Regions from separate parts of the Homo sapiens genome. Here region 2 is linked to region 1. A link is a loop called in an ENCODE intact Hi-C map of the cell type or tissue named here. Cell type or tissue: A673. All regions are shown on one strand. Links, peaks and the distances in the headings refer to the core of each region. The heading gives the core; the rest is flanking DNA. Region 1 has its middle 17 kb from the start of NOLC1. Region 2 overlaps GBF1 (golgi brefeldin A resistant guanine nucleotide exchange factor 1).

The links. A loop is a pair of places that touch in the nucleus more often than their neighbours do. Peaks named below come from ENCODE experiments on the same cell type or tissue, not always from the same donor. Only the 100,000 strongest peaks of a DNase experiment are listed, where the experiment ranks them.
Region 2: it touches region 1 in a loop (4-fold over the local background); 15 of 110 quality-filtered maps call a loop at or near these places.

Annotation. Positions count from the first base shown.
Region 1 is chr10:102,168,206-102,171,117 of GRCh38, forward strand. No RefSeq gene overlaps it. Among named protein-coding and RNA genes, the nearest start is that of NOLC1, 17 kb to the left of the region's middle. In A673, for the core only: a CTCF peak has its summit at 1,390 (motif pointing right); a DNase peak (open chromatin) is centred at 1,426; H3K4me3 peaks cover 420 bases; H3K27ac peaks cover 761 bases.
Region 2 is chr10:102,335,985-102,338,896 of GRCh38, forward strand. All of the region lies in intron 3 of GBF1 (golgi brefeldin A resistant guanine nucleotide exchange factor 1), which reads left to right. Among named protein-coding and RNA genes, the nearest start is that of NFKB2, 58 kb to the right of the region's middle. In A673, for the core only: no CTCF peak of the experiment used is centred there; no DNase peak of the experiment used is centred there.

The DNA.
Region 1 (2,912 bases), core at 209-2,708:
TTAGAAACTTCTTAGTTTTGTGAAGAATCTGGAATTCCTACCCCTTGCTGATGGGCTCTGGCACTGAAATCCGCAAATTCAGTCAACCAGACACATGGCTCATGCCCCTCTGCATCATGCTTCATGGACACAGGCAGGAGACTTCCTAATGCCCTGTTGGGGGCTTGCCCTTCGCCCGGTGTAGCCTTACTGCAACCCTGTTAGGTGGGTATCGAGTAGATCATTCCATTTGGGGCCAGGTAAGTCTTTGCTTTTGAGGACTGTCCTGTGTGTTGTAGGATGTGTGGCAGCGTCCCTGGCCTCTAACACTGCATGCCAATAGTTTCCCCTAGTTGTGACAACCAAAAACGGCTCCAGGCATTGCCAAATATTTTCTGGGAAGGAAAATTGCCCCTAGTTGAAAACCACTACGGAAACAGCCCTGAGTATCAAATGATTTACTTAGGGTTGATGAAACTGCAACTTAGTGGCACATTGAGACAAGAACACAGGTCTCTGTATGTCCAAACATGGAGCTACCTGTATTCAATAGTCTTTGTGAACCTGCTATGTACTCGTCATAGAACTCCCAGAGAGCTCAGTGTCTAATGGGGAAAGTCAGGCATGGGAATGGTTTCTGTGCACTGAGCTGAGTTCTGTCCCAAACTGAAGGTCAGAGTAGCACCCCTAAGGGTACAAGCAAGAAAATACTTGGCTTGGCCCGGTGTGGTGGCTCACACCTGTAATCCCAGCACTTTGGGAGGCCGAGGCAGGCAGATCACGAGGTCAGGAGTTCGAGACCAGCCTGGTCAACATAGTGAAACCTCGTCTCTACTAAAAATACAAAAAATTAGCCAGGTGTGGTGGCAGGCGCCTGTAATCCCAGCTACTCAGGAAACTGAGACAGGAGAATCGCTTGAAACCGGAAGGCGGAGGTTGCAGTGAGCCAAGATCGTGCCACTGCACTCCAGCCTGGGCAACAAAGTGAAACTCTGTCTCAAAAAAAAAAAAAAAAAAAAAGAAGAAGAAGAAGAAGAAAAGACTTGGCTGATGGTGGCCTAGGATTCTGAAGACAGCTGCAGTTTGCCAGGAGCGAGAAAAGTGCATACCGTGTAAGGAAGAGTGCCTTTTCCAGTGGGAGAAGAGGGCTGTTAGAATGGGTCAAGCAGAGGTGTGCGGGAGGTGGGGGCAAGATACTGCGAAATTTCACTGAGAGTTCAATGTCAATGGCCTTTTGTACCTAAGTTAGGAATTAGTACTTTATTTTGTCCACCTGAGTATGTTAGGAGATTTGATAGTCTAATACAATACTCCTGGCACTAATCCGGTTGCGGTGAAAGCACTATTTCTGCCGGACCACGAAGTTCTCAAATCCCTCCTGCAGAGCCTGTCTGCAGTTACCGATGGGGCCAGTAGGTGGCGATGTTGCCCCCCTGTTTAGGGAGCTGGGCTGGACTTAAATAGAAGCTTAACTCCTTACTTACTCCAGTGCTATTCAACAAACTTGAAGAGCCGGGCGCAGTGGCTCACGCCTGTAATCCCAGCACTTTGGGAGGCGGAGGCGGGCGGATCACGAGGTCAGCCGATCGAGACCAACCTGGTTAACACAGTGAAACCCCGTCTCTACTAAAAATACAAAAAATTAGCGGGGCGCCGTGGCGGGCGCCTATATAGTCCCAGCTACTCGGGAGGCTGAGGCAGGAGAATGGCGTGAGCCCGGGAGGCGGAGCTTGCAGTGAGCCGAGATAGCGCCACTGCACTCCAGCCTGGGCGACAGAGCGAGACTCCGTCTCAAAAAAAAAAAAAAACACCTTGAAGAGCCCACTGTGAGCCTTTGGATACACAGATGAATAAGACACAGGCCCTCATCTGAGGCTCTTTAGTTTTGGAAATTAGAGAAGGGGTTTTTTGTTTGTTTGTTTGTTTGTTTGTTTTGAGACAGAGTCTCGCTCTGTCGCCCAGGCTGGAGTGCTGTGGTGCCATCTCGGCTCACTGCAAGCTCTGCCTCCTGGGTTCACGCCATTCTCCTGCCTCAGCCTCCCGAGTAGCTGGGACTACAGGCGCCCGCTACGGCGCCCAGCTAATTTTTTTGTATTTTTTAGTAGAGACGGGGTTTCACCGTGCTCTCCATCTCCTGACCTCATGATCTGCCCGCCTCGGTCTCCCAAAGTGCTGGGATTACAGGCGTGAGGCACCGCGCCCGGCCGAGAAGGGAGGTTTTCTGGTCTCTGGTCTGTACTGGTTATCCATGAGAGGTTACCTGATACCTGAAAGCCAGTGGCAGGCAACATGGCTTGTAGAAGATTAATGTTCCCCGTGGAACCCCAACCCTACCTCCAGGTCCTGGCAGGGCCTTCGGGCTCCTGCAAGGGTGACCGGCTGCAGATCCCACTGCTGATGGAAATTGCGGGCCTGTGTTCTTCCTAGGTCTGGGAGCTCAGAGGCTTTGATGCCTTCTCCTCTCTCCTCTCTCTTCCCTCCTCTCCCAGCATAATCTCAAGGAGCTCAGGATTGAGGAGAACAAATGCCAGGCTTCCGCCTTGGAAGTGGATACTTCCAAGTGGCAGAGGAAGTACAGAGTATTTCAAGAAATTAGCCTGCCAAACAGAAATTTATCCATTCAGCAAAAATTCATCCATTCAGAAAATATGAGTGGCTGCCATGCGCCAGGTACATGACATGTGATCCTGTGTGGTAGCTGTTGCAGATACAATCCTGAATGAACAAAAAACACAGTTCCAGCAATCAAAGTTTACTCAAAAAAAGTTTTGTTTACTCAAAAAAGACAAAAAGTTTGTCCGACTAGTGAGGGACAAAAATATTAATCCTCACAAATAAATGTGTAAATACAAACTTCAGTGTGTGAAGGCAGGTTGTACAGAGCTATGAGAGCATGTAATAGGGGCAGCTGACCCATGTGGTGGTGGGACTTC
Region 2 (2,912 bases), core at 156-2,655, 170 kb after region 1:
TATATATTTACTTAAATCTTAAGAAATGAACTGGTGGCCAGGTGCAGTGGCTCATGCCTGTAATCCCAGCACTTTGGGAGGCCGAGGCAGGCAGATCACAAGGTCAGGAGATCAAAACCATCTTGGCCAACATGGTGAAATCCCATCTCTACTAGAAAATACAAAAATTAGCTGGGTGTGGTGGCATGTGCCTGTAGTCCCAGCTACTCGGGAGGCTGAGCCAGGAGAATTACTTGAACCGGGGAGGTGGAGGTTGCAGTGAGCCAAGATCACTCCACTGCACTCTAGCCTGGTGACAGAGCGAGACTTTGTCTCAAAAAAAAAAAAAAAGAAAAAAAAAAAAGAAAGAAATGAACTGGTATACAATATAGAGAACACTGGACTGCTGTGACTCTAGAGCTAAAAACTAGAACAATATCTTAGTTATCTTTATTATACACTTTATTCCATGCATTGTACCAAGTGTTTTACATGCATCAAATGAGATAGTGTGTAAATTGCTTAATACCATGCCTGGCACATAGTATACGCTCAGTGAATGTTAGTTGCTATTATTATTTATTTTAAATGTAATTTATTTAAATTATCTAATACCCATTTACAAGTAATAAAATTAGAGACCCAGAACACTTAAGTAATTAAAGTCACATAGCTATTAAGTTGCAGAACTGGGATTTGAATCGTCCACGAAAGCCCATGATTCTACCTAGAGCCCTTAGCTTCTAGTCCTGGTTCCAATACTAACTGGCCTTGTACAAATTACTTAACTTCCCTAAATCTCAGTTACCTCATTATAAATTATTTTCAGGCCCTATTTTAGCTGTAATATCCTAGGATTTGGAGGATTTTCCTGAACAGTCAAAAATTATGACTTATTTTTGTAGGGTATGGTTTAATCTCTGAGTAACAGTTCCCTAGAAAACTGATGCAGCCTACAAACTGCTGCTTATACACAAAGAGATATATACAGAAGTTGAAAGTATTTTAAAAATTTTATAACAATGTGACAGTAGTTACATGTATGTTGATTCTAGTAATAAAAAAATTGGACTTTATGTTTTTAAAATTTTTCTAGTAATTAACTGTATTTTATAAAACTATGGGTCTGCACGGGCTGGGCGAGGTGGCTCACGTCTGTAATCCCAGCACTTTGGGAGGCCGAGGTGGGCGGATCACGAGGTCAGGAGGTCGAGACCATCCTGGCTAACGCGGCGAAACCCCATCTCTACTAAAAATACAAAAAGTTAGCCGGGCATGGTGGTGGGCGCCTGTAGTCCCAGGTACTCGGGGGGCTGAGGTGGAAGAATGGTGCGTGGGGGAGCTTGCAGTGAGCCAAGATCTCGCCACTGCACTCCAGCCTGGGCGACAGAGCGAGACTCCGCCTCAAAAAAAAAAAAAAAAACTATGGGTCTGCAGTGGATTGACATAAAGAAGAAAAAACTGCTCTTCATCACAGATAATTTGACAAGCACTATTCTAGATAACCATCTGAACATCTCACCAGGATTATAAATTCAAATTTGTTTGTTTTTAAATTACATGTTTACAAAAAGTTACCCCTTAAATTAGAAATATCCTTACTAAAGGCTGGACGTGGAGACTCACGCCTGTAATCACAGCACTTTGGGAGGCTGAGACAGGTGGACCACCTGAGGTCAGGAGTGCAGTTTGAGACCAGCCTGGCCAACATGAAGAAACCCCATCTCTACTAAAAATATAAAAATTAGCTGGGCCTGGTGGTACATGCCTGTAATCCCAGCTACCTGGGAGGCTGAGGCAGGAGAATCGCTTGAACCCAGGAGGCAGAGGTTGCAGTGAACCGAGATCACACCACTGCACTCCAGCCTGGGTGACAGAGCAAGACTCTGTCTCAAAAAGAAAGAAAGAAAGAAAGAAATATCCTTACTAGTGATGCCCCACTAGGAGTTCAACTTGCCCCCAACCCCACTTGTTGCAGAGTTGCTCCTGTTAGAGCTTCTCTTATGCTCCTGGCAATCAACAGTTGAACCTAGAGAGCAAAACTCTTGTTCTCCCTAGACAAAACTCTTTAAGGAAAGTTAACTTTATATATCATGATTCTCTTTTTTGGAAGAGGTAGGGAAGTGACATGATAATGAAGGTTCCTGGTGGGCTCATTAAAAAGTTTAACCCTTCTAGTTTTTCATCAGTAGGTTTCTATAAAGCACTGACTTACCAAATGAAAGTACTGGAATGAACATATCTTAGCAGTCATAGATTCCAACAACCTTCTTCTTTTTTTTTTTTTTTTTTTTTGAGACAGAGTCTCCTTCTGTCACCCAGGCTGGAGTGCAGTGGTGCAGTCTCGGCTCACTGTAGCCTCTGCCTCCCAGGTTGAAGCAATTCTCATGCCTCAGCCTCCAAAGTAGCTGAGATTACAGGCACGTGCCACCACACCAGGCTAATTTTTTTTGTATTTTTATTAGAGACATGGTTTCACTATGTTGGCCAGGCTGATCTGAAACTCGTGACCTCAAGTGATCCACTCACCTCGGCCTCCCAAAGTGCTGGGATTAGAGGTGTGAGCCACTGCGCCCAGCCGATTTCAACTATCTAATTTGACAGATGAAGGTCTTGGGTATCATATATCTGGCTATTGATAGGAGTGAGACTAGTCCATTGACTGAATTGTATGCTGTGTGAGGGTTACACACAGAGCCTCGGCTGGGTGCGGTGGCTTACACCTGTAATCCCAGCACTTTGGTAGGCCAAGGCAGGCGGATTACCTGAGGTTGGGAGTTTGAGACCAGCCTGACAAACATGGAGATACCCCGTCTCTACTAAAAATACAAAATTAGCTGGGCGTGGTGGCGCTCATCAGTACAGTGATGAGAGAAACCAAGAAGATCTGAATAATGGAGAGACATACCAAGTTCATGAATTGGTAGGCACAA